Linked DNA regions of Mus musculus: regions 1, 2, 3, 4, 5 and 7 are each linked to region 6. Evidence: chromatin loops called from intact Hi-C (ENCODE). Cell type or tissue: left cerebral cortex. All regions are shown on one strand.

The links. Peaks named below come from ENCODE experiments on the same cell type or tissue, not always from the same donor. Only the 100,000 strongest peaks of a DNase experiment are listed, where the experiment ranks them.
Region 1: it touches region 6 in a loop (9-fold over the local background); 2 of 42 quality-filtered maps call a loop at or near these places.
Region 2: it touches region 6 in a loop (4-fold over the local background); 5 of 42 quality-filtered maps call a loop at or near these places.
Region 3: a loop joins it to region 6, with 11 times the contacts of the local background. A loop is called at or near these places in 27 of 42 quality-filtered maps.
Region 4: it touches region 6 in a loop (5-fold over the local background); 5 of 42 quality-filtered maps call a loop at or near these places.
Region 5: it touches region 6 in a loop (5-fold over the local background); 8 of 42 quality-filtered maps call a loop at or near these places.
Region 7: it touches region 6 in a loop (9-fold over the local background); 12 of 42 quality-filtered maps call a loop at or near these places.

Annotation. Positions count from the first base shown.
Region 1 is chr17:50,389,818-50,393,817 of GRCm38, reverse strand. No RefSeq gene overlaps it. Among named protein-coding and RNA genes, the nearest start is that of Gm30958, 8.7 kb to the right of the region's middle. In left cerebral cortex, no CTCF peak of the experiment used is centred here; DNase peaks (open chromatin) are centred at 1,258, 2,062, 2,351 and 3,438; H3K27ac peaks cover 2,216 bases.
Region 2 is chr17:50,970,641-50,974,640 of GRCm38, reverse strand. All of the region lies in intron 4 of Tbc1d5 (TBC1 domain family, member 5), which reads left to right. Among named protein-coding and RNA genes, the nearest start is that of Gm31083, 93 kb to the right of the region's middle. In left cerebral cortex, a CTCF peak has its summit at 2,291 (motif pointing right); a DNase peak (open chromatin) is centred at 2,281.
Region 3 is chr17:50,793,526-50,797,525 of GRCm38, reverse strand. All of the region lies in intron 17 of Tbc1d5 (TBC1 domain family, member 5), which reads left to right. It overlaps Gm41598 (a long non-coding RNA gene), which reads right to left. Exons shown (of 2, transcript XR_876871.2): 2 at 3,936-4,000. Among named protein-coding and RNA genes, the nearest start is that of Gm41598, 4.7 kb to the right of the region's middle. In left cerebral cortex, a CTCF peak has its summit at 1,881 (motif pointing right); a DNase peak (open chromatin) is centred at 1,887.
Region 4 is chr17:50,405,017-50,409,016 of GRCm38, reverse strand. No RefSeq gene overlaps it. Among named protein-coding and RNA genes, the nearest start is that of Gm31015, 17 kb to the left of the region's middle. In left cerebral cortex, no CTCF peak of the experiment used is centred here; DNase peaks (open chromatin) are centred at 267, 684, 1,574 and 2,193; H3K27ac peaks cover 2,336 bases.
Region 5 is chr17:50,773,161-50,777,160 of GRCm38, reverse strand. All of the region lies in intron 18 of Tbc1d5 (TBC1 domain family, member 5), which reads left to right. Among named protein-coding and RNA genes, the nearest start is that of Gm41598, 16 kb to the left of the region's middle. In left cerebral cortex, a CTCF peak has its summit at 1,700; a DNase peak (open chromatin) is centred at 1,714.
Region 6 is chr17:50,289,525-50,293,524 of GRCm38, reverse strand. Dazl (deleted in azoospermia-like) reads left to right here. Exons shown (of 11, transcript NM_010021.5): 1 at 1-118. The coding sequence starts at 116. Among named protein-coding and RNA genes, the nearest start is that of Dazl, 2.1 kb to the left of the region's middle. In left cerebral cortex, CTCF peaks have their summits at 619 (motif pointing right) and 1,856 (motif pointing left); DNase peaks (open chromatin) are centred at 723, 1,611 and 1,805; H3K4me3 peaks cover 990 bases; H3K27ac peaks cover 988 bases.
Region 7 is chr17:50,626,658-50,630,657 of GRCm38, reverse strand. The region is part of intron 3 of Plcl2 (phospholipase C-like 2); the gene reads right to left. Among named protein-coding and RNA genes, the nearest start is that of Plcl2, 120 kb to the right of the region's middle. In left cerebral cortex, a CTCF peak has its summit at 1,723; DNase peaks (open chromatin) are centred at 703 and 1,721; H3K27ac peaks cover 222 bases.

The sequences.
Region 1 (4,000 bases), 100 kb before region 6:
ACTGCCAGGATTCCTTCCTCTGCAGTCTTGTGCATTTTCAACAGAGTTTGAAGGCAGAGATGAGTGTGTAGACCTTGACTTTCACATAGATGCTGTGACTAGGAGCTTGTCTGGGAACCAGGGCTTAAGTCTATGTCCTCAAGCCATCTACTTCTTCTGCTTCTTGCCTTCCATGGCTTCTTAAAGTCCAACGTGCCTGTGATCTCCAGGAGCTGCTTTCCCAATAGCTGACTCGGTGGGCCTCGTCCCTGGCATTTCCCACCGGCCATTCCAACGCATGGCAAATGAACTCTAGTGCCACCGGTTCCCTTCTTGCAATGCAAGGGCTTTCAAAGATTTTTTTTTTAAGCAGAAGAAGAGTCAGAAGCAAAGTTCAGGAAGAAGTGAAAGCTGTGCACTTTCAAAAAAAACGATCCCAAACCAGTTACTCCCCTTTCTACTTTCCATTCTCCTGCTAAATACAGATGCTAACCTCTCCTAAGAACCATTCTCTCAAGAGACACAATGATCAGGCTTGCAAAGTAGCAGAAGGAAAGCCACCTAGGACAGCCACAGTGGTGAGTGCCAATCCATCTAAAGGGCCCAAGGACACTTAAGGCATAGCTCTGCTTGGCCCACAGGGAATGACACTGTTATGTCCTTGTTGGAATCGATGTGGCCTTGTTGGAGGAAAGTGTGTCACTGTGGGGGTGGGCTTTGAGGGCTCCTAGTGCTCAAGTTCTGCCCAGTGTGGAAGAGACAGCTTCTCCTGGCTGCTTTCTAATCGAGATGTAGAACTCTTAGTCTCTCTGGCACCATGTCTGCCTGCATGCTACCATGCTTCCTGCCATGATAATGGACTGAAACTCTGAAACTGCAAGCCAGCGCCAATGAAATGTTTTCCTTGTACGGGTGGCCTCGGTCATGGTGTTTCTGCCCAGCAATGGAACCCTAACTAAGACAGTATGCCAGGCTGGCATTCTTCCTTCTCCGTGGACTGTTAGCTCAGTGCTGTGTGCATCATGGGCTTCTTGATATCTGCATCTTGCCCTCCAGTCCTTGTCAGATTTTTGCACAGTGACAGGCCGCGCATGCCTAGGGCCATCGTCCCCACAGAGAGGACTCTCACACATCATCACATTTATCTATAGTGGTGAGCAGCTGACTGCTTCTTTCCAATTTGAAACAGGCGTTTTTGTAACCGGAAGGGATGGCTGTGTATTTTAAAGCGCACTCATCCTAACTGAGGTGTTAACTGCTGAAATACACTGGGAGGTAGTACTTTTAGATGGGTAAAAATCTTAGCCTTGACTCCTGATTTCTGTTTAGACTTTGATGACTAAATTTCTCTAGAAGACAAGTTATTTTGGGCAGAGTGTGGAATAAGACTGGCTTCATTTCAAATGCAAGCTTGCCATTTCATACATTTCGCCTCCACATTCTTTCATTTCGACTTCCAGAGCCAGGGATCCTGAACTTTCCTCTGCTTTAAAGGCAAGTGATGTGGGCACGGGACATGGCAGCAGGCGCCAGGACACGGCAGTGGGCACGGGACACGGCAGCAGGCGCCAGGACACGGCAGTGGGCTTGGGACATGGCAGTGGGCACCAGGACACAGCAGTGGGCATCAGGACAAGGTAGTGGGCACGGGACATGGCAGCAGGCGCCAGGACACGGCAGTGGGCTTGGGACATGGCAGTGGGCACCAGGACACAGCAGTGGGCACCAGGAGGAGGCAGAGAGCACAACAGGTAAATTGTACTTTAAAGCCTGGGAAGAAAATTTTCTATTTTGTAGGGGATTTTTATTTTAAAACAAAAAGGATTTAAAATACTAAAATTTAAAAGATACAAACAGGAATCATTAAGCTAAAATCTTGAACAAATGCCAAACGAGTCCTATGGTTTGACAAATGTAAAGGCTCCGGCTCCTCAGCCCATCAAAGCCTCGTATTATAGGAAAACTGAAAATCACAGCTTTCAAAACAACTTAAAACTCTCCATCTCTCCGTTCTGGAAGCTTCAGGGCCATCGCAGGAAGTATTCTAAAGGTCAGCTTTTTTTTCTGCCTGGCCTTCCTGCTTTGTGTTGATTCTGACCACTGACGTTTAAACACTGAGATAGCAAAAACTGATCCCCCTGCCTCGGCTATTTTTAAGACGTTGTTGAGTTCAGGTGTGACCTTCACTCATATCCCAATACATGACTAGCACTTATAAAAGAGTTACTTTTTTTTTTCCTTTCAAAGCAAGGATGAAAAATTATTCATAAAATAAACCCTCTGCCAATTCAGAAACAGAAGTGCCTGAAAAAAATTTTTTTTTGACATGCCACTTTAGGGGTAAAAACCAGGTTACTGCTGCACACGTTTGTTTGAAGCAGCTTTTGGAGCACAGCAGTACCCCAGAGTCCTGTCGCCTCCACGAGGTTCCTTCTTACTCTGCGTCTGTAGGCTGGGTCAGCACAGACTGACAGGTAGGGCATTGGCCTTCAGCCATGGTAAGACTCTGGCTCTCCAAGAAAGGGCACACACTCTGGGAGGATGCTGTCCTTACTAAGGCAGGAGACTAAACCAGGACATTTGAGGAGCACCTTCAATGTGAAGTGAAACCTTCATTCAATGACAGTTAATGCACTGAGAAAACTAGGATCTATACCATTCTATGAAATTGTTCTATTTGAAAGCTCATTAGTTGATTCCAAATTCCCCACATCCTGTCGGTTTCTTTTTTTTTTTTTTTAAACCTTAAATGTTGATATTGAGGGTTGAATGACAGGCAACGAGCAGATGAAGGAGCAGTGGAGAATGGTCTGAAACCTCCTGTGTGAGGTAGTGAGCTTCTGGATCTATTGCCGTGGTGCACAGAGGCTGGGGAAGGCCGGAGGAGATGCTGGATCAGCTACGGGAGACTTGAAGATTATTTCTACGCAGATCATTTCATTTTTACTTAATCAAATAAATAGCGAGTATTTCCATGGGGGTAGGGACAACTTAATACGAAACTAGTTAGTCTGATGCTGGAAACGCAGGCATGAAGAAAAACCAAGCCCCTGATTCGTAGGACTTACAGGCTTGAAGGTGGGGCAAAGTAAAGTGAACCAGAATGCAAATAACTCACACTTTCAATTGTGGTAACTGCTACAAAGCAGAAGTATTAGCAATATTAGATATTAGCTATGATAGATATTGATGGTGGCACAGCATATCCTCAAGGGTTCCTAAATCCGAGCAGGAAGCTTATGTGCAAAGGTGGGATGGAGTCCTCCTCTCTAGAGAAAAGGAAAAGATTATAAAAGTTAGAAGCAACATGAATTACCAATGAGGGAGCAGGAGAGCAAGCAAGCTATGACTGGTCAGTCAAGGCTTCGCTGACTGAACTGTGTTCCTGTGTTATCCAACCAACCTAAGCAACAGAACTCTCAAATTCCAGATAGGGACATGGCTGCCTCCAGTAAAAACTACATTTCCCAGAATCCTATCTGATGTGGTTCTGCTGGATGAGATATAAACAGAAGTACTAGAAGCAACTTGGGGGGAAGTATCTTTAAAGCAGAGGGTGTATTCTTCCATTTTCCAATTGGTAGGAATGCTGACAAGATGGTAGGATTTTGCCCCTGAACTGTGTTGTAAGAGCCACATTCTAAAGAGAGCAGCACTAGATGCCTGACACCATGGCAGGGGACACAGGAGTTCCAGGTAGAGACCTGGACTTCTTGATGGGAGAAAATTACACTTAGATTTAAATTATACTTATTTGAGCCTTATGTCTGTCTCTTCTAAGCCAATTCTAAACCAATAGTAACTCATTTTAAAACTTTTTAAAAAAACAGTTAAAGAACTGTGTTTTGACTGTTGAATGACTATTAAACCTTAAGGTCCCTGACTAGATACTAAGCATAAGAAACAAACTCCGGGAATATTTGTTTACATTCTGTTTGTTTATTCACTAGCGTAATAATTTGGTATAGTGTTCCTTGCAAAGTACATTTGATAGTATAGAAGACAAAAGTCACCAACAACT
Region 2 (4,000 bases), 680 kb before region 6:
ATCAGAACTTTTTGACATATTTTAGCATGTGTCCATGTATGAAGTTCTCCTCGCCTTTGTCTCAGTGGCACTTCACTGCATAACGACATAGTTTACCTAGATTTTTAAGGAAATTACTTTAAGCTTGTGGGTAATTGTACATTCCATTTTCTGTGTATGTATATATGTATGAACGATATACCCTGATGTTTCATTACACAGGGGAGAAAGGCTTGAAATAAGAGTAACTTCTGAAAAATTCCTGATAAGAGGAAGCAAGAAGCCAGTAGAGTTACTAATTGCCTTTTAGAGACTCGGAGTTCCCTCATTACCTGTGATTTAAGCTAAAAATGAGGTAATTATAGATAACATGAGTGCTTGTCTGGTTGATGTTGGCACCTGCAGGCCTAGCGTTGCCGCTTGCCATGTCTGGTGCCACGGTTTACAGTCGGATGCTGACATACTTCATTTATACTTGCCATGCTTCTGTTGATTCTCAGTCAGATGGCTTCTGTGCTCTATGACTAGTATTTTCAAAATCTGTCCTTTAAATGGCATTACGTACAATGCTGGAATTATAACATACTCCTTTAGCTCTTAGAATTCCTTATTATAGTTTTACATAAACTAGAAAACGATTTAAAATGTTCTCTTTTCCCTTTGTATTTGCCTTTAAAATATAGTCATAAATGATATGACCATGTTTTAAAGCTCATCTTGTACATTAGAAGTATAAAATTGTGCATACCTTCTAGTGATCACAAGGTTTTCCTCATCAGCTACATGACCATCTCTGAGATCTCCAGTCCCATTACTTCCTGGTCACAGAAGCCAGCGAATCTTCCTTCACTTTCTTTTCCCACATTCTTTTTTTTTTTTTTCTTTCACTTATGGTGATATAACCCTTTTCTTCCCCACTGAACAGTTCCTATATTGTTAGATGCCAAAATAACTGTGTGTCCAAATGATAGAGCTTTCCAATATCATATATCCTTTCCCCTTCCTGTGGTTGTTTGAGTTTTGTTCTCCCACCTCTTTTTCTCTGTGTTGTCTGCTGTCTGAGGTTTTAAATCATTCCTGAGGGACACTGTTCACCTCCAGATATCGGAAACTCGGGTAGAAATAAATCATCATACAAATGAGAGACACTCTGTCTATAGAATATAGACATATTCTGTAGTTTATGATAAGTTAGATCACTGATTAAACTTCTCTAAATTTAGCATATAATTATGCATCACTTCAGTTACAAAATTATTAAACAATAGATTTAGAAGACACCAATTAGAAACTCCAACAGCATGTGTAAGTCCTGTACACACAAGAAGTCATTTGCAATGAATGTCTGCCTGAGAGGGAAAATGAGTTTTCTTTAATAGAGTGATACTTGGTATATTTCCACAGCCCTGGACAGGCCTCAGGCTTCAACACAAAACTGACTTCATGCTTTTACCATTTGGTTTTTTCTCTTTGTGTGTTCAGTGTGTGTGTGTGTGTGTGTCTGTCTGTCTGTCTGTCATCTGTGTGTATGTCTGTGTCTGTGCTTATACTTTAGGACTTGGGTTTTGGTTTAGACTTTGACTCTTTTAAAAGAGAAACAATATTAAATGGGATGAGAAGAGAAGGTGTATAGGCAAGGAATTGAAGAAGAGGAAAGAATATGACCAAACTATGTGTGAAAAAAAATATATTTTGGAACATGAAAAATTTAAGAAGTTTTACATCAATTCTTGATGAATATTAGGAAACATTAAAGTATATAATTGAAAATAGATATCTTTGTAATCACTCTGTATTCACTTATTGAGTATTCTGAGTAGTTTCATAGGATTAGCTGTTGTGACACACACCTTTAAACTCAGTACTGATGAGGTAGAGGCAAACGAATCTCTGTATGTTTAAGGCCTGTCTGATTCAGGCTAGCCAGGGCTACACAGTGAGATATTCTGTTAAAACAAACAAAACGATTTCCATGTCAAAAATAAAAATCAAGAAAAACAAGCCATTGCAGGAGGTTAACTATGGGACTAAGTCTTATTAAAGGAAATTCAGCAATTGCTGCAAACAACAACAGTAACAACTCTTCTGGTTTGTTGGTTTGGGTTTAGAGTTTTTTAAGGAACAATTGCTCAGTTGCTACAGACTTGGCCAGTTTTATTCACTCACAGTAATCTCTTTGAGAAGTACCCGGGTAATTTCAAGTTCTTAACACCACTTTATCATATGAATCCCAAGGCCTGCACTGCTAATCCATTATCAGCATCTACTGGCTGATTGTTTTCAGGGATCTGGTACCTGCAATGGTAGAGTCCTTGCCACTTGGTGGCACTAATGCTTTTTTTAAGGAGTGATTAAAGTCTAGGTCTCTACACCCAAACTCAGGGAACATCATAGAAAAAAGGACCTAAAGATTGTAAGAGCCAGAGGGCCAGGATGTCAGCTGAAAGTTGTGTCTTCTATACACAACAGGGAAACTTTACCTATGAACTTTCAATGATACCATATAACACAAAAACAGTGACACCATTAGTTGCTAAGCCATGAAGGATGAAGGATATCACTCACACAAAACCCCACTCCTAGGTGAAGAGCTACATTGACTGTCAAGGGAGGAAAAAATATGACTTCTCTAGGCATGAGCCCGTCTAACTGGTTATCCAGCACCAAGTGGTAAGCCTTATAAGCATTCACTTGAGCAATACTAACTAAAGCAACTTAGTTCTATATTAGTTTGTGTGTTTATAAAATAATAATATTAATGAAAAAGAAACCCATTAATTTCAGTTATTTGTGAAGATGTGGGAAGAGGTGGAGGGAACACAAGGAGTGGGGAGATCATGTTAATACATTACTCATGAAATCTTTTAAAAAGTAAAAATATAAAGAATTCTTAAACATTTAGATATACCAGACCATTCGTCACTGCTTATAGTCATAACACATCTTCCTCATTCTGACTATTAAGAAGTTATTTTCTGCCCTTACATTGAATATTAACTCACGTCGGAGGAGAAGAAACGATTGTGGTCTTTTTCCTGCTTAATAGACAGAGCTCATTTCCCTTGTGTCTGGGTTGCACTGTGTCTTTTAGTTTACTTGTTCTAGAAGGGCACTTTTCTTAATTTACATTGATTTTTTTTTTATTTCTCTTTTGAGCAGTTTTATTTTTCTAACTATTTGTTTCCTTGTTTGAAAAGAGGAGTTAAAGACACATATCCAAAGAGACTAGTTCCCATAGGAACTAAAAGTATTTGGCCTAAAATATTAGAATTAGCATTTTAGCATTTGGTGGCATCACTGTCAGGTTTTGGTAACCCAGATTACCTGCTACCCTTATGTGTACTTTCGTGCACATATATTTGTCAGTCTAAAATATAGTATAAGATATAATTTCCTGACTACTTTTCCTTTAGTTTTGCTAAATAAACTGGAAAAAAAAAACTCTACCAGCAGGTCTTTGGTATTTCTTATTATTTTATCTTAAGTTCAAAATCAGTTTTATCACTCATGTATGCTCATTAAACAAACAAACAAAAGATTATTTTAGTTTGGCTCTTTGGTAGTCTGTTTAACTTTAGATAGATCTATTCTTGTTACAAAATTTAAGTAGCTATAATTTTAGTTATTTGTATTTGGAGTTTTAATTATAATAAAGCCAGTTTTTTCTACCCAAGAACTTTGTTAAGCTTATCATCATTATTTTAAAAATTCATGAATTCACTCCCCTAGCTTCACACCTCAATGAGGCTCTATGAATTCTAAGCACTTGGTAAATACTTCATAAATATTACTTTATATTATAGTTTATTAGTCAAATACTATTCCATAGAAAAGACAGTATCTTAAAGTCTTTATGTGTCTTTTTTGTTAGAGCTCTCATCAATTTGAAATGGTACACCTTAATTAGAACTATACATATGAATAAGCTTAGATGATTGTAAATTTCAGTGATGTTTCTAATTCATTTGCCTCAGTCTCTTTCTCTGTACCAGCCTGCAGTCAAGGTACAGGCTCTTATTCA
Region 3 (4,000 bases), 500 kb before region 6:
GGGAGGTTCTGTCACCCAGATGCAGGCATGTGTAACTTAACGTTCATGGTGGACTTTATGTGTCCGCTGAGGAAAAGAAAATCAGCAGAGCTGCTGTTCCCTCATCTTCTTAGTAATCGTTACCTTAAATATTAAAATGAGAAATCTATATAGCAAAACGGGTAACTGGTATAGACTTGAAAATGTTCAGAAATTGAGCCTACCATTTATCAATTTAGGAAATGTTATTATGGAAACTTAGGTTGTGACCATTTTCTTTCTACCCAAAGCCTTTCTGTGGGATGTGGTCCCTTTCACAATTTTATTTTGGTTATAGGAGAACATTTCTCTGTCCTGTTAGTTGATAGGAATGCAGTAATGACACAGTGTGGCCGCGCTACAAATCAGAGTACATTAAGTGGCCAGAACACTGAGGGATGCTATCTCGTTTAAAATCGATTTTTACCAAAATGTGTGTGTGTGAGATCCTGTATATTATTATATATGTTAATCATATTATTTATAGTATATTAATTAGTACTTTATATATATATTAGTAAAATGAATACATAGTTGTCATATGCATGTATTATATAAAAGCTGAAGAAGAAGCAAGCCTACAAAGTCATAGGCTGTACACAGGAATCCTGGAGACTTTTAAAAGACTTGCTTTCTTCTATTTAGTAACCACGAAATAGCCTTCGACACTGCCGTCTCTAGGGGTTAGTCTGACGGCTGTGACTGGTAATTGTTGAACACTGCTGCCCCAGAAACAGAAGAGCTGGAGGGACGGCAGTGTCTGGGTGGCTCTCCTCTCCTCTCCTACTCTTCCTTCTGGGTCACTAAGACCTGCTCTCCCAGCTCGGTTTTCTTTTCTATATGCCCATCTGGTTCTTTCTTTCTTTCTTTCTTTCTTTTTTTTTTTTTTTGGAACACTGCTTTATTATAAGCATTTACTATGGTTTCAATTTAATAATTGCCTATAATAAAGGGATGTAGTTCACAGATGCATTTGAAAATACATGTGGTAAGTTTGAAATATTTTCACTAGGTAACATGAAATTAGAGCTTGCTTAGGTCTTTCCTATGAATTTCCTTTAAAGTTTAGTTTAAAAATATTTTTTTTTACATTGGAAGAAATCAGTTTTGAAAAAATATGCCTGTTAATAAGTGTTATATAACTTCCATATGAATAAGTCTTTTTTAGAAGATATATTTTAAAACATACTAATATTTGTAATGCCATAAAAATCTCCTCAGAGAAGTCCTTTATACTTTTATACTGAGGTTTCCAATCCACAGTATAGTAGAAACTTATAGTAGGAACTTGTGAACTTTTCCTTAGTAAAAACAGACACAAACTCTCCACTGGAAACATCGTTTTAAAGACATTGCTTACTTTAAAGACACGTCAGATGTTTATCTAAGTTTCCACTGTATTTTCTGTTCTATAAATTTTAATAATTCGATAAAATATTATAATATTGAGTATGAAAGGCAAAAGGTTGTCTATTTTCCTTTATCATATCTAATTATTTTTTCTTATGAAATCTAGGCGACGTAGTTACAGGAAGCGATGCTCAGGTTTCTGTTCCTGTCCAGGCTCTAACTGACCTCCAAGGTACAGTTGCCACCTCCCTGTCTACCATCTGTCTAATCACCCGTCTGTCATCTATTTATCCATCCTCTGTCTCTCTCTGTCTCTGTCTCTCTGTCTCTCTCTCTCTCCTCCCTCCCTCCCTCCCTCTCTCCTTCCCTCCCTCCCTCTTCTCTCATTTGTTGGCATGTACTGCCCCACCCCATTCTGGCCACTTACAGTGTCACAACTCTCTCCCAAACCCAGTTACTGGCCCTACTCTCCATTCAGCACACTGGTCCACTACCATAGTTTGGCCACTAAGTGGCACTGTTGTGTAAAACAAAAGTTCACTCTTAGGGCCTACTTTGGTGGCATCAGGCCTTGTGGATTTTCTGTTCACAGTGAAAACTCTTTTTCTTTGCCAAATATGATTCAACCTATGTTTGAGGTCATTTGCAACGTTATGTTCTGTAGGATGGCTGACACAAGGAAGGACTTTTGTTACTGGATGAATTGTTTGTAACAATATTTGACGAATTTGTTGTAAGATCTGTTTCTGTGTTTTAACTACCCATATTCCACCTAAAAAATTACCACTTGTCTTTTTCACAACCTGATTTTGAAATATTTTAAGTATTGCCTTCATATTAAAATTTTTGCCATACGATTTAACCAGTGTACAATGTAACCACCATAAATAGTGAGTCATAACAGTTTACAGTCAAAAACTAGCATTTTAATATTACCCATTAGTTTAGCTTAAGAAGTAAAAGCTTATCCATTTTCAGTACTTCCCATGGGATTTTAAGACATAAATATTTAAGATTACAATCATTAATCTTTTTCTTTGCACCTTTTAGTTGAAATACATTATAATGAGAATATTTATGTTACATGGAAGTTTAGAATTCAAGATTCTTTCATTCAAATTCAAGCTAAAATGAGAATAATAAAATAGTAATTAAACCTCATATCATGTTTGGCTTAATTTAAAATATTCATATGCATATAATAAACTAATCCTATTTATATTAAAATACTCTCCATCATTTTTCTTTTATCAAGATTTTATATTCAACAGTAATTATGGAACAAGCCAGTGTGCCTGCTGCAGGGCACACTGTTTTGTTGGCGCCAGGGTTCCCCAGTGTCCCTGCCTTCTTGGATGTTACTCTTGCTGTAGGGCTCTAAGACAACTCAGTCAGAACTGGCCCTTTGTCTGAATGTGTTTAGAATTCCCTTTGCCCCCACACTCTGACAGAGAGTTTGTCAGTCCGATAGAGAAGGTTCCAGCCACCGTGAGATGAACCTGGGGCAGAGGGAACAGGAGATGCTCTGCATCCCCTGAACTAGATAAGCCACTGTTTCCCTCAGCTCACTCACTGTAGCACCTGTTCATCTCATTGGGGTTTTTTGAGGAAAGAAAACCACAAAAATATTATCTGTAGGACATTACAGGAGCATAATACTATTTCTTCATTCTCTGACCTTCCTTCCAAGACATTTGCCAGCAGAGACTCCTAAGAGATGCTTGACAAATAACTTCCATTGTCCTAGAGTCCAAGGGACACAGCCATTTGCTTTGTGTGTTGAAAGGAAAAGGGAATGAAAAAAGGATAGACTATATCCAGACATGGTTGTGTCTGATCCCAATAATGCCTTTATGTGAAGTTAGAACCTCTGCATATATAGCCTATTCTAGGAGATCCACTCAATAAGCAGAACATAGCCTGGATTTCAGGGCACCATAGCAATCTGCTTCATATCTAATATAGTACACTGGTCCATACAGCTCTAGGACACTGCATAGCTTATACCTACATCCTGAGAATACCTAGCCCTCAGTTGAGTGAGGGCTGCGAATTTACCCTAGCAGGCCATGCCAGTGCTAACATTCCTTCTGAAAACTCTTCAGCTCAAGGCAACACTGTTCTGGAAGAAAAGGTTTTCAGAAGATCTCTGCAGGGAACTTCGTACAAAGACTGCTTTCTAAGTGTTGGTGTTTCCACAGTAACAAAAATATTATCAAGCTAGTTTACATAGTTAAGGAGGAAAATAAAACATTATATAGAGAGGTTTAATGCCACATCCAGGATTCAGAAATGTAATTATTTATTTTGGTATAGTTTTTAAGCTTGAACAAATCTGTTTGACTTATGCTAACACACACTAACACACATACCCCACAGGTCCTTGAACTAATGAATTAATCTTCTTGAGTCCCAATCTTGTCTTCTGTTGAGCTCTTCATTGAGTGGTTAGGATTGAATGGAATCAATCCATGATTGATCCAATCCATCAATTGGATGGTTATCAACAGCACAGTCCTGTTATAGTCACAATGTCTGTTTGATATCTTGTTCCTCTTTTTGATGACTTATTACTCAGGTAGGCAACCCTAGGCAGTGTGGGTACAGGAAAGGTAGGAGAAAGATGCACAGT
Region 4 (4,000 bases), 120 kb before region 6:
CTCTAAGAGTGAACTAGACAAACCTCTTTACTGAGCACCCCGTGTTGGGTATCATTATAGTGATACAAAGCAGACTAACATACTACTCAGCATCCTCTGGCCTCAGTAAGCATCAGCCGTTCTCCCCTGGAGGGCTTTCTCTTGTCCTGGAAGATCCAAAACTAGAAGGAAGCCAGTGTCCCTGGCAGCGGCTCCCATCTGGTGACAGATGGGCATGAGCGTTGGAGGAGACAAGCTAGCTCCCTCACTCTTGCTTGGGGTGACTCGGAGGTGTGAGTTTCCCATTCCTGTCTTGTTTCTTCTCTTCCCCCATTGTCACTTCCAGAGACACCCCCACCACTGCCCACATCACTACAGGATTTCGTGTCCTCACATTCTCGCCTTGGGATTATTTCCCTGGATCTTAAACCACCACAGCACGGCTCCGGGCCGTGCTGTCATGAAATTGGACACTTACAAGTATGGTAGAAAACACTAAATGAAATTTTGTTTTAAGGTCCTTCTGATTTTTCTTCTACTTTGTTGTGTATAAGCCTGGTATCTTGTAGTCTATACTTAAGAGGCAAGAGTTAGGGGCTCTGGGGGTGTGCAGAGCTGTGGTGGCTTCAAAGAGACCTATGGACTCTCAGGCCACCTCTGTACACTGCCCGTTAGTGATGGATTGCTAAAGACTGTCTGTTAATACAAAGCTCTGAGATTCCGGCCCCAGGATTTCAGATCTTACAGTCCAGATAATCCAGGCACTCGTTGAGTGGAGTGTGTTACTTTGTAGTAGATAACTAACTGAGTGACAGACAGCAAGTGTATATGTGTGTGTGTGTGTGTGGTGGTGGGGTTACTAAAGGGTCTGCAGCTGGCCGGAAAATGTCCTTAACAGGGAAACTTTTATAAACCTGATTTAGTTTTAAAAATGTCTTTCTCTCTGTCTCTCTATCCCCATCTCTCTCTGTCTCTGTCTGTCTGACTCTGTCTCTCTGTCTCCTTTCCTCCCTTCTTCTCTCCCTCCTTCTCTTCATCCCTCCTCCCTCCCTCTTTCTTCTTTTCTTTTGTGTGTGGACTTAGGCAATTTTTTTAATCACTCTCCACCATTTTTTTTTCTAAAACTAGGGTCTCTCAATCAACCTGAAGTTCATTAGTTCAGCAAGACTGGCTGGCCAACAGGTTTCAGATGTCAGCCAGTCTCTGCCCCTCGCCGTTACTTCAGCAGCGCATGAGTGAGTGCTGGCACTCTGACCCCAGTCCTTGAAGGCTTGTACAATGGACACTCGGCCATCCCCCCAACTCAAATCACTTCTGTTTATAATCACTGTGTTTTAGCAGCAGGGACATTACAAAAGGCTACTTCCTCCAGCCTGTATTGGTGGTAGGAACCATGCTTTGTCATTCATTTGAGAAATCTGCACAAAGGGAAAGGTCCCTCAAGCTCTTAAGACAACGCAAAGGAAGACAGCATTTTGCTCTCCTCCACCGATGTCCTCTGTGACTGTTGCCTGCCGTCAGGCCTGGCTTCCATGTTAATTTTTTCCATCTGCTTTGGCTGCAGGTAATTTGGAGACACTGACGTCATCGGACCATCTGTTCTGTAAAGCCACAGCAATGCTTTTCTCCTGAGCTGTTTATGCCTTGACAGCTACTTTGGGCTATTTTAATGTACTCCGGGCAGGGACCACATTGTGTTTCAACTAGCTCTTTAGCCTTACATCAGAGTCAGAACGGAAGTTAATTCTTTTTGAAATCATTTAAAAAATTAAGTTATAAATAGAAGTGCTAACACTCATGGTTAATCCCCAAACAAGAAAAAGCAGTGGAATGCACATATGTTTGAGTATCAGTGGCCACAGGAACATACAATGTGGGTTTTTTCTCTCTTCCAGATGACATCTGACAGACTCAGTTTCCCCATTTGATCACTCTGGCTGCTCCTGGCACAAGGAAGGTGCTGAGTAAATTAGGTAACATTGGAGTGATCAGGTTTTCCTTTTCCTAAGGTTTTCCTTTTCCTGAGGAGACCTTACAGCCTGTGGTGCCTGTTCTTGGTCGTCAGCTTAACACTGGAAAAGAACTAAGCCACGAATGGCTGGACAGACCTGTGAGGGAGTGTTTCCTTAATTAAGTCATCCGAAGTGGGAGGACCCACGTCTCTTTAATCCAGATCTTTGAGTTCGGAAGATCTATCGTTAATCTGGGCCATATCTTCTGCTGGAAGCCTATGTAAGGACGTGAAAAGAGGAAACTTTTGTGCCTAACCTGCTGGCCAGCGCATTCCTTAATGGCATTAGAGCTGACTTCAGGATTCCAGTGTATGCTGAAGACCAGCTGATATATGCAGTTCCATGGACTGAGCAACAACTGGATTCTTGGACCTACTGTTGGTAGACAGCTATGTGGATGAGATGGACCACAGCCTGTAAGCCAGTCTACTAAATCCCCCTTCTGTGTAGGCATAGACTCATTCTGTAAGTTATATTCCTCTAGAGAACACTGTCTAATATGTATATATGTATACTTTCCAGTCTGTCACCTTCCTGGACTCCAAAACAATAGGGAGATATGTTTACTTCTTCCTTAAGAGAGATTCCAGGGGACTGCACAGAGATGGAGTTTTCACCCCTTAAAATCCCATGGATATAGCACCCATCACATTTTCTAGATGGCTAGAGATATCTCCAGAATGGAGCAGATATTTGTTGTGTGATAAAGTTTTGGTTTTTTTTCTTGGAAGATGCAACACAAATGTCTATTTACCCTACGTAGGAAACCCACAATAGACACCACCAAAGTCCAACTTGGCGAAACAATGAGTCTTATTGGGGTTACTTACAGGTATATAGGTAAAGGATTACTTAGAGGAATAGAAATGACCCAAAGACAGCTGCACCACCAAGGCCCACCCCAGCACGGGTGACAGTTCACAGAGCTGGGAACCTGGAGCACATGCACAGCCTACAGGGAGCTCAACAGCTTGGAGAGTGACCTTTCCAGGTGGCTCTGGTCTAACCTTCTTCCAGCTAGCTCAGCTGGTTTCTGCTTCTTCCAGGCAGCTGGTCTGGTCTTGAGTCTTATTTGCAGGTCCCCTTAGTTGGTCTGAGAGGGAATCTCAGCGTCTAGTGCTCACTCTGGGCAGGGAGGAGCCTGGTGAATCCTGTCAGTTTCAGGGATTTCCTATATCTATTTTGAGTTGTTAACTTTCCTGTTTAAGAAGTCTCCTGTAGGATAGAATGTTCCGATAGTAGAGGAAGCTGCTGTGTAACAATTCTTCTGAATTCCAACACATGACACTGATAGAATATATTAAACCAAGAGCCCACAGTGTTTGCTTTCTGAAACAGTTCTTAAGACAGAACAAGTACAGTGGACCTGAGTGACTATCGGGTCGCTGCTTCGGTTAAGTGCTGTGTGCTAAAGCCCCACCTCCCTCCCTCTGCCTAGATGCTACTCTCAGTTTCCATATTATAAAGAACAGAGGACTTGATTGGCTTGAGCTTGCACTGGGCTTGTTCAAGCTGCCATAACCACTGTGGATGCTTAAGTCCAGCTGCCCTTTTGTGTCCCGAGGATACAGCTTCTTGCATTCATTTGCTGCCTCTGGCTCTTAGAATCTTTCTATCCATCTTCCATAATAATCTCTAAGCCTTAGGAAGAAGAGTAGAGTACAGCTATCCCAGCTAAGCCTGCAGGTGCTGAAGGCTCTAATTCACTACACATTGGTTAGTTGTGGACATTGGAGAGGGAGAGTAAGCTTTCTTTAAGAGCATTAACCATTGTGATGGTTTGTGTATGATTGGCCCAGGGTTTGGTATCCTTAAGAGGTGTGGCCTTGTTGGAGTAGGTGAGGCCTTCTTGAAGTAGGTGTGTCACTGTGGGTATGGGCTTTAAGACCCTGTTCTAGATGCCTAGACACCAGTCTTCTCATTTACCCTCAAAACAAGATGAAGAACGCTCAGCTCCTCCTCCACCATGCCTGTCTGGACACTGCCATGCTCCCACCTTGATGATAATG
Region 5 (4,000 bases), 480 kb before region 6:
CCAGAGGCAGAAACAGAACAGTAAGTTCCATGCCAGTCTGGGCTACAGCTTGAACAGCACTGAGTGACTCTGTATCAAAAAAAGGAAAACATCACCATGGTTTTGATCATTGTTTTGTATTTTGAAGAGAAATTTCCTTCTCCTTCCCCTAGAATTGGGAACAAAACACCCATGGAAGGAGTTACAGAGACAAAGTTTGGAGCTGAGATGAAAGGATGGACCATCTAGAGACTGCCATATCCGGGGATCCATCCCATAATCAGCTTCTAAATAGCTAGAAAAGAAGGTTTACCTCATTAAATTGAGATTTTAATTAAGTTCTGATATTTTGCCTTATTTTACATGCCGACACCTAGTTTTTAGTTCTAGAAATCTTTGTGTTGGCCACGTGTTTGACTGTTAAGTGAGTTGTGCTTGTTTAGTCATGATCTACTCTCATTATCACCTGTTCCTAAGAGATTTTGCTAAGATTTAAGGATAGAGAAAATAAATAATAAGGGAAAATGCTAAAACTGATATACTAACCAGGAGCAATTTTTAAACTCCTAATGAATTGCAAGGTATTTTGTCTTGCTTTGTGATGATTACATACCAACCTCCAATAATCTAAGCATGTCTGTGATTCAGGGTCCTCTACAAAGCATATGAAATCAGAATGTCTGCACTACACAGAGTAGATGACTTGGTCCCCCGACATGCAAGAGCATAGGGCAGCTGCCAGGAGTGCTCAACGCAGGTGGTGGGGATCCTCTTAGTGCACTTTGGTAGCTTAAAAATGATCATATTAATAGAATTTAATATCTTAGCATTAGTTAATCCATCAGCGTAATCTTAGTCATGACACAGTGAAATGAAGAAAGATTAAAAGGAGTACTTACTCTGGAAGTATAGCCAGCTTGATCATTGTTTACTCCATATTCTAGAATTGGAATTATGAACATTTTATCTATATAAGGAATGTCTAAAAAATTGTCCTATAGTAAATTTTTATGGTAAAGCGGAATAATAAGTAAATAAAAATATCTCATCAATACAAGAGTCATTAGACTCTTGTAGCGTCTGTTGACACTATAGAAGCAGCCATACCCTCTTGTGGGAGATCCCCAGCAGGCTTGCTTTCTCCTCCTGTTGGCCAGAATTAAACTCTGTGTTCACCCTTCTAGGCACTGTTAAGATGGAAGTTTAACATGAAGAACTCTAACTGTGATGAGGCTGTGAGGGGAGGGTATAATGGGCGGCCAACAACTGGCTGGACAGTTGCTTTCCAGACTGGCTGATCCTGTCCTTCTCTGAAGCATTTAAATTAAAAGAAAATTTTTGTTTTAATAAGGCAGCTTTTAGGGCTCCATTTTCAGGCTTTGAGGTATGTTGGTGATGTAGAAGAGAAAGTGAACAGAGTGGCTTTCCTGAAGCACCAATACACTTTCCTACTTAATGTAGTTTATGGACATAAATAGATACAAATCAACTTAGATGCCACAACTGGTTTTTAGCTTTTTAGAAGACTTACTTAAGAATTTTAATCTAATTTCAATCTAATTTCAAGTTAATTCATATATTTGTGGTATGACATTAAATTAGTTGTTTGAACTTTGTTCATAGTCTCTCTGCCGGTGAGTCAGCTAAGGTCTGAGAGACTAGACTTAGACTCTTGTGCGTGACTTCTGTCTTTGTAGTCTCTCCATTCATGTAATTCCACCACAGAGGCATGGGGTGGCAGAAGGAGCATTTTCACAAGCTGTCTGCACAGTGCAGAGTGTGCTATCTTGAGTTTGCTTTTCTAAGTGGGATTTTAAATCTGGCTTTTATCTTCTTACTGCCTCGATAAATTTATTTAATCCCAACACACACTCACACACACACACACACACAGAGAGAGAGAGAGAGAGAGAGAGAGAGAGAGAGAGAGAGAGAGAGAGAGAGAGAGAGAGACTCATAGAAAATGTATTGCTGCCCCTTAACTGTTAAGTTCATGGGCAGGATGCTACCCTTAGGGATACAGTAAGACGATCATCCCCTCCTGGTTGGTCTTCTTCCCCTGTCGTCTCTCTTCATCTCCATCAACTCTGGAGGACGCAGAGATGCCAGATTGTACCCACAGTGAACGCTGCCTGGAGGCATAGACACAAATTGAGGAGAGCTGAAGTCAAACAGTTGGATGTGTTAGCAGCGCCTGGCCAGCGATTCCTATAGGTTTGAATCACGCTAGATTAAATATGTCATTGATAACATTTGCTTACTTCCAATGGCCTTTCTGGAAACTTAATATTTATGTGTTCTTAAAAAGCGACACTGAACTGTAGTATTTGTTCCCTAAATTACACATGTGCCAGATAAAGGAGGAGAAGAGAGCTCTCAGCTACTCTGTGCAGATGAAAGTTGGCCGAGGCTAAAAGTCATATTCTGGAGGTTATAATGCTGTCTCCCTATTTGCCCTTAGTATCTAACTGTGATTTTAAAAACAAACAAAAAACAACAACAACAAAAACTGTCCTGAGCACCTAATTTTTTATGTTTAACTTTTCCAGAAAGTTACATTAATCTACAGGGCTTTCGTCCAGAAAGAATGAAAGTGCTGATCTCATCAGAGGATCTTCAGGCCTAGTAACAGTAGGGCAGGTCTGGAAGGAACCTTTGCAGCTGCTTCACCTAACTGAGCTGAGTTCCTATCCACAGACTTGCTCCAGAGTTTGAAAGTGCCTACTAAGGTGAATTCTATTCTCCCTCCTCTTAGCTGTCTGCTTCACGGTGCTCAGGTCAAAAATGTATATAGTCACAAGTCTCACAGCAGCATGACAGAAAGGGCAGGTGACAGCCCATGCTCTGCTCGATGAGCCACAAACCCAGCATATCCTGGGAGCTCACTGGCCTGGAGGGGGAATAGTTCCACATAACAATCCTCCAACTCTCATGTCCCCAAGAGGATGTCCCCACCCCCACCAGACAGGCCTCCCCACTCCCTGGGGCTTCATGTCTCTGGAGGGTTAGGCACATCTTCTCTCACTGAGGCCAGACCAGGCAGTCCTCTGCTGTATACGTGTCAGGGGCCTTGGACCAGCTAGTGTATGCTGCCTGGTTAGTGGCTACGTGTCTGAAAGAGCTCAGAGGTCAGGGTTAGTTGAGACTTCTGGTTTTCCTATGGGGTCACCCTCCTAGGTGGAGAGTCTCTTAACGCCTACCCCCACAGCCTACATGCTTATTCCAACAAGGCCACCCTCCTAATAGTGTCACTTCCCATGGGCCAAGCATATTCTAACCAACATAGTGACGTAGGTCAGTCAAACCACCTCTCATATGCAGGACCCTGAGCTCCTTTGAAAAGGAAATTAGACAGGCATACCATGTTTTTCTCTCAACAAAATGAGCACATCTACTTTTGCATATAATTAAGACTTAAATTTCAAAAGTGGTCTATTTAGAAAACATTTAAATGCTGGACCTTGCATTTTATTGAAGATACTGTTTTTATTTAGGATGTTGTGAGCTACATATGAGAGAAATTCTGACTCATTCCAGTATCTACAAAAGTTATTAGCTGTAAATGAGTCGGCAGGAATTCTTATTCATGGGTATCTGGAAATTATCATTAGAGCAGCACAGTGAGCAGAGCGCAATCAGCATCTACAGAGCGGTCCCTGACCGCAGTATGGACTGTGGGTTTTGGTCATACAGATACTCAGTTAAAGGGTTTTTTTAATTAGATATTTTCTTCATATACATATAAATTTCCAATGCTATCACGAAAGTTCCCTATACCCTCCCGACACCCTGCTTCCCTACCCACCCACTCCCACTTCTTGGCCCTGGCTTTCCCCTGTACTGGAGCATATAAAGTTTGCAATACCAAGGGGCCTCTCTTCCCAGTGATGGCCAACTAGGCCATCTTCTGCTACATATGCAGCTAGAGACAAGAGCTCTGGGGGTACTGGTTAGTTCATATTGTTGTTCCACCTATAGGGAACAGACCCCTTCAGCTCCTTGGGTGTTTTCTCTAGATTCT
Region 6 (4,000 bases):
CGCCTCGGCTTTTTTTTGCCCGTTGGCCGGCTAGGCAGCCACCTCACGTAGCTGCCCCGTCGCGTGGCTTCTGCTCCACCTTCGAGGTTTTACCACCCGAACTCTGGCCGCCATCATGGTGAGTCGAGGGCAGGCCCCGGGGTGGCAGTGCAAGACCAGCCGGAGGCCGCGATTCCTTACGCGGAGGTTTAAAAATCGGCCTTTTCTGGTGTAGCACAGAGAAGTGGGGAGAGGGCATAAAGAGGGTCCTTTCATATTTCCGGTTCTGGGTTCCTCCCCCACCGGACAGCCCCCAGGGTGAGGCCTGGAGGACAAGAGTGGCGGCCTTGCTGCCTTTGCGGCCTACACCAGCACTGAGGGGTTGCGGGGAGATGGCGGGCAGCCCTGGGGACCTCGGGCAGCCCCGGGGTGGGCCACGTGCACGGCCTGGGCGTCACGTGACGGCTCTTTCCCGCCTTTGGGCCGCGGTGCCCGTAGGAGCAGGCCTTAGGCGAGGCCTGCCGCGGCCCAGCCCCCACCCCGCGGCCCAGCTCCTCCGCACGAGCGCCCGGGCTTCCGGGTCGGAGCGCCGCAGCGCGGGCGCCTCCGCCAGGTGGCGCCTAGGCTGGCCGCGCCGGGTCCTGCGGCCTGGCGGCTTGGCCGCGGCGTGGAAAGGACCCGGAGGGCGTGGTTATCGGGAGGCTGAGGGCGGGCCCTGTCGCCTGGTGACTGTGGGTGGGGTGGAGGCGGCTTTGCGGGAGCTTGGCTTGCGTGGGCTGGGGGAGGAGCCAGAGGCCTGAGCCGGGCGGGGGTCGGGGAAAGCGGGACCGGACAGCTCTGCTGTAATCGCCGCTGCCGCCGCCAGCAGACTGACTGAGGCGTTGCCAGGCTAGCTTGGGCTACTGAAAACAAACGTTGATAGCCATTTAATCACAAATCCGTTAGATGTTGCATGTTCGTTTAAAATTTTTTTCCATTTTAGAGGTAAAGGAAGAAATTTATACTACTTATGACCGATGTTAACTTAAGTTGGAATTCAAATTAAGCATTTATAATGTGAAATAGGTACTTGTCTATCACAATAATTTAAATCGCACAATATTGGACCGTTTTCTCACTACATTAGGGTTAAACATTTGATAACTGCAGATTTTTATCTATTGGCCAGTATTTGTAGCATACATGGGAATTTGCTTAGCATAGTGATTTAATTACATTTCAAAAATGTGAATCCTGAAATCTTTAATAACTATTCTCAGCTTCTAGCTATATTTGATATGTGGATTTTCCAATACAATGAAGTATGGTACTGTACAAAATAGGCAAATTTTTGTGTGCTGGCTCATTGCTGGTATTCTAATATTTCTCATAGCTAATTCAGAGGTATAATTAAATATGTCTTAAATTTAATACAGTTTGTTTTCAGTATGCTATTATAGTCCATTGATGAGTAAGATACTTTCCCACCAGGGTCAGTAGTGGGCATTTAGGTGTGTGGAAATTTACAATTATTGGGGACAGCAGGGGGCCATATGGAGCCCTTTAGAAGTTCAGGTCAACTCTGGCAACATAAGACGTCATTTAAAATAAATAATTGTACTCAAGAAGTAGAGGCATGAGTTTGAAGCCAGCCTGGTCTACATAGCAAGTTTTCAGGACAGCCAGAGTTACATAATAAGATCCTATCTCTTAAGTATAAAATTATACTTTCTTAAACATCAACCTGACTTACAAGTATTTGGTTGTAGAGTGGTTTTGGTCATATTTAAAAAGTAACTAAAGCATCTATCAGTTGTGGGTGTTTTACTTATTAAGCATACAGTAGGAATTAGGTCTTATTAAAATGGATTCTTTGCTTTCTTGGTTTTGAGTGCCACCTACTGGATAAGGACTAGGATATGGTGTGCCTTCTTTAATACATAATACACTATTATTTTGAGACCGATTTAATATTTACTCTGATGAAGCAGGTAGTTTAAGCCCAAATCAAGCATCCTATAATATTTAATGCTTTATTTTCCTCCTTATTAAACTTTTCTCAAACGTCCATTTTACTTTTTTATAAAGAATACAATTAGAAGACATTTGAGATTTTTTTTTTCCTTAATTTTTAAGGCAGGAAATCAAGATCTTGAACAATGGAAAGCAAATTCTTCCCAACAGTTATTTTCCTCTTCAGTTCTAGAAGTACCATAACAGGATTTTTCATCACATCCCTATACAGGTTATGGTCCTAGTAACACATTGTTTGGGAATCATTTGTTATGGAAATATCCCTGGCTTCCTACCAGATGCCAGAAATTTACCTCACTGTTGACATCCAGAAATGTTCCTAGACATAAGTACCCCTGCAGTACTGAGAGTCAGTGCATTATAACTTATATTCTGGTTAACTGGTAAAATATTACACTTCTAAGTTGAAATGCATCCATGTATTGTGGTACAGACATCAGTAAAAAGGATTATCGAATAAAAATATATCCTAAGGTCATCAATACAAGAAGAGTAAATTGAGAAATGGAGTCCTAAAAAAATTACAGAACTATTGTTTTATGTTTTGAGTTTATTTTTGAATAAGAAATTGAGTAGAGATGGGTAGATTTTCTATTAGTAAATCAAATCTAGTCAGGTTCTAAATAGTCCAAGATGCATAGCATATGTAGTATTGCATTTAGGATTAAACTTAAATCGTAACATAGTAAAAGAAGGAAAAATTTAATAATTTTGCTGCCTGCCATTTCATTGTCATGAAATATCACAAAGGGGATTTACTGTTTAAAGAAATAAGGTAGTTCTCAAGTAGGAATATAAAATAGCAAATAAGGACTTAAGCAGATAAAAGCAAAAAAGGTCAAAAAAGTAAAGTATTGGACAGTTTTTCATTTCTAAAATTTGTATGAAGTTAATCTTTTAAAAACAAATTGACATTTTTAGCTTCTTGACAATGTATACATACATGTAAACAAGTTACATATACTAGCTTTCCCTTAGTGTTCAGTATTCATTGTCAGTTTCATAAGTGGATTTTTCAGTGGGTATGACATAATAATAGTTTACTAAAATTCCATCCAGTTAATAAAGTCAGCCAAGATAGTAAAATTTGGAGGGAAAAACTTTTTTAACTCCATTGAAAATAAATTTAAATACAGGATACTTAACTCTTAATAGCATACTACTTTATAAAACGAGTTCGCCAGTTTTAGTCATTCTCAAAGTAATCTGCCAGAGATGCACTCTGGCAAACATGCTGCTTATAACTTACAGACATAAATCTAGGTATTTTGATTTAAGTTCATTTTTTTGTGCTTTGTTATATTGCCTCTTCTGTACACACACTTATTTCCAATAAGTTCTTCTTTAGGAAAATCATGTTAATCAATTAAGAATCTACTGTATGAATTGCCAGTGGAGCTTGTATGGTGTTAGTCAAGAAACAAAAAGCTATTTCAGAACATGCTTTAAACACAATAGTATTAGGGAATAGGAAACTGATGTGTCAGTAATTTCTCATAATTCATTTACTTCTAAATGTGATTGACTAATCACATTAACATGGGCATGTTAAGGTTATAGAATTTATATTAATTTAATAATAGAAAGGCAAGGAAAAATGTAAGAGTTTAATACTTTTTTTTGTTTGGGGTATTGAACAGCTGTGTTGTTTACTTTGGGTTCTTACTATGCTTTTGATTTAAGACACTCAGTAAAATGGAAATTTAGTAGTAGTTCCACAATGGTTTTAGTCTTCACAGATCAGAACTTTTCACCAAGTTCATCAAATAAAATCTTTTCATAAACTGTAAAGTTGGCATTTTTTCACAATATAGTGTAAAAGGTGACATGAATGGGGCAGAGAGATGAATCAGTTGTTAACAGCACTTTTGCTACTCTTATAGAGGACCCTTATGATAGTTCACAGTTGTAATTTCAGTTCCAGGAGATCCAGCTCCCTCTGGCTTCTGTAGGCACTAGCACACACATGGTGCACATACATACAAGCAGACAAAAAACTTACACATGT
Region 7 (4,000 bases), 340 kb before region 6:
CCATACCCAAGAGTACTTGAGTAAAATAGGAGAGAGGAGGGGGCAGGGGAGGAAGACAAGGGGGGAAGGAAGGAGGGAGGGAGAGGGACTGGGCGACTGGGCATGGATCTGGGGAAGAGTTGGGGTGAACATAATAAAAATATATTATTTGAAATTCTCAAATAATTAATAAAAAATACTAGTTAAAAGATAAATGAGCCTCATGGTAATGCTTCAACTAGAGTCACCAAGTTAACAAGTACAAAGCAAAACCAAATTCTAAACACAGGAGTGGCCAGAAAGAGCAAGGGTATCACGCAATGTTCACTTATGGTGACGTGAGAGTCTCTGGACAGAAGCTGAGTTCATCATCCTGAGAGCTCTGCACTGACATCTGGTAATGCTGGTAATTGTGGAGAATGCAACTGCAATATCAACAGTTCTGTAATAACGCTGCATATGCAGCCCTGGAAATATCACTACATTATATAAAAATGCACAATTAAAAATACAGGGCTTTATAAGGAAAGTGAGGTTAAGGGCACAACACTGAAAAACCTAAAACCACACAAATCAACTAAATACCAACAGATGACAGCAGCACAACAGACCTTGAAAAAGCCCTGAAGCAGAAGTGGGCACTGAAGGCTACAGCTTGTGCCGTGAGCTGCTGTGAGGTACTGCAAGAAGGGCACCTGAAATCTCACAGACCAGTCAGATCACAGTAACACACATGGATGCCTAGAGGTTCAAACAGACTCACGGAACCCAGGGAACTGGCAGGGACTTAACACTCAGTTCACCCGGGAACCGTTTTCTGGTTCACCTAGTGTTACTTACAGACAAAACTGCACATAAGGAAGTGTGAAATTTTAAGTTATTTGCAAAATGTTCTTAAACGTATCAATTGGGAACAAATTTGCATTTTCAAATCAAGTACAATCCCAGCACTCAGTACAGAGGGAGAATACTTCTAAAGATTTTTTTTTCTTGCTTGCTTTAATGAAGTGCAATTTTAATCCATTTTCTGTCATATTCAACCTAAGCTTAGTGGTGGTATCACACAAGCCTGCTTCCATAATGCACTCAGTTGTTCTCACACCTTGCGGGAGATGATGTCCAGTGATAAGTCAATATGCAGTGGATTGGGAGTTGTGAGTAGCCCCTGGTCCCAGCCCAGAAAGCTAAGAATTCTCTACCTTTCCAATCTGCTCTAACCTTTTATATCATCCATGGGTGGTTTTCAGGGACTAGAAGAGACTTTCATGGCACAAAAACCTTCATCCAAGCCACGGCACGTCCCGAACCTCTTATGCACTAGATTGCAGCTTGCACAGCAATAACACTCCATTTTATATGGCTGGAATTCCAAAATATAAAAAGCCTCTCTGACCACAGTAACTATTTCTATCACTTATCACTCTAATGTACACCTAAATTCATTCGCATATTTAGAAATCTCATTTACAGATGAAACTTCAAGACAGTTTCTGAACTGACTCTCATAAACAGAAGGTAACATCAAATGCTTTTAATACACATTATAGCACAGGTTCTTTATACTGAAATAATCAACTGAATTCAGTAAAAGTGTTATAAGAATGAATAGTATCATGCAGTCAGAATTATTTTAAAAGCCAGCCAGGATTCTTGCAAGATTCTTGCCAGTTGCAGTGATAGTTTATGAAAGTGGATAGACTAACTGTTTATATTTGTAATTTTTTTTCTGAGAAGCACTTCCAGAGTTAGCCACTAGAAGTCCTTAGTAATACACATTTGCTAGGCAGGAAGGTGGAGAGAAGGAAGCTGGGATAAGGGGAAGAACATAAAGAGGAAACTTGGAGAAAAATTCATTCCTCAAAGAAAAAAACCAAAGAAAATCTCAAAGAAAATCAGTTGGGCAGGGATGGAGATGTAGACAGCAAACCCCACAAGAGTCCCAACAGTGCAGCTTGGAGATCTAAATTCGAATGCACATGGGCCACGAGCACACCCTGCTATACAGAACAGCCTAAGAGAAACAAAGAAGGGCTCAAAAGATCCAGGGCTTCTAACTGTCCCCAAATAAATAGTTATAAAATCGGTGTACTGAGATATTTATTTCACTATAAACTCCTAGATACATTTTAAATTCCTGAGTTTTAAACTTCAGTTCAGTTTTAACCAAAATATTAAAAATAAAAGTGCTTTTTAAAAAAAATGTTATTTTCAAACAGAATTTCCAAAAATGTAAAGAATTTTAGATTTGATTTTGTACTATCTCTAATTCTGCACAATATTATATTCACAAGGGAAACAAAAATGTTGAAATATGAACATTGAAACAGAACTTATATGCTGAAAAGGAACTCCATGCGATTATAAAGCTAACCCCACCCAAGCTATATAATTTCTACCAGCTCAAGAAGTGTTTCTTGTTGTGATTTTCCATATGGAGAGTACCAGGAAAGCAAATTCATGTACATATAAAATGTACCAATTCTCTTAATAGTCCATTTAACGATCAACCTGTTATGTTCAGGTGATCACTCTGGGGAATTGTATGTGTATTCTCACACATTAAACTAGTGCACTGCGGGAAGTGTCTTACAACGTCCTGACCTTACAGATGAAGGCTCAGAAACACCATCCTTTTGCTGGGCCTTTGGTCATGTCAGCCTCTTACCCTCTGCTTTTCTAAACTAACTATAGCACAGTCCAGGCAGCTTGGAACTTAGGTGCACAGTGCACTCAATATCCTCTAGAGCAGGGACAGCACGAAGGGATGTGGCTAAGTGAAGGGGTGTGGCTAAGTGAAGGGGTGTGGCTAAGTGAAGGGGTGTGGCTAAGTGAAGGGGTGTGGCTAAGTGAAGGGGTGTGGCTAAGTGAAGGGATGGGCAGTCTGGGAGCTGAGAGGAACCTTTGACAGGATCTGTGGGCCGCCATGACAGTCCTGTGGGATACAGTCTTTACTGGTTTCTGCCTTGATATGTAACCCAGGCCGGATCCTTCTGTGTCCTTCAGTCTCTGAGCTTTAAGACAGAGAACTTAGAGGTCATACTTTACTTACAGGATAGTGAGGAGAACGGCTCAAACCTGGCCTGACTCAGTCTACAAAAGGAAAGGTGAACCTGAGCTGCTTAAAGACATTTTTTTTTTCCAGAGAGCAAGTTACTTTTTGAGAGTGACAGGAACTTCACTCTTTCCTGTTTATGGGCCATCTAGAGCACTGAATGCTTGTTTAAAGTTATTGTTACTAAATTAATTACATTTCAAAAACTCCATTTCAATTAAACATAGTAGTACTGTTATCATTGCCTATTTATAGCGCGTCTTGTCTCCGAGGAGAGGAAGGTGATTAAGAAACACCTAATTAGTTATAAGTAACCGAACCAGCCTCACTGTCTTTTCATTTGTTTCTCTCAGGTCTGGAGTAACCACACATAGATGTTAGTTAAGAGAGAAAAGTAACTGGAGACTTCCTCACAATGAGAAGCAAGACTTGCAGCACAGTGTCTCACCCACGGTATCCCTGGTGCTGACAGAAGACCGCATGCAAAGGGCTGGTGCACAGCCCTTACACATAAACCCAGACACGGCTCCTGATGCTGACTGCTCAGCGCAAGTGTGGCAGCATCTTCCCCTTTGTGACAGAGCCCACAGCCCACCCAGGTGCTGGGGAGGCCAACCTTCTGTTCTAAACTCTGACCTTTACTCTGCTGCTCAGGGGTCCTCATCTCTATGCTCCAAGTACTGAAGAACGGCTGCTACTCAGGAGCTTAGGGTGATGCTAAAATGTACACAAGCATTGTAAATACACGTTGTAAGGCTTCAAGGGGTACAGAAAATTTTGAAAATTAAGAATGCCAATGAAAATGAGTAATATTTATCGAGTATTTACTATGTCTGGGCTCTTGCAGTTCTAGGAGAGGTGATTTCAAGACCATTTCGTAGATAATGAAATGGCAGAAGGAATCAAAGACATTCTTTGTCAGCACCACACCAGCAAATAACGCAAGATCCAACCACCTCTTTCCTTTCT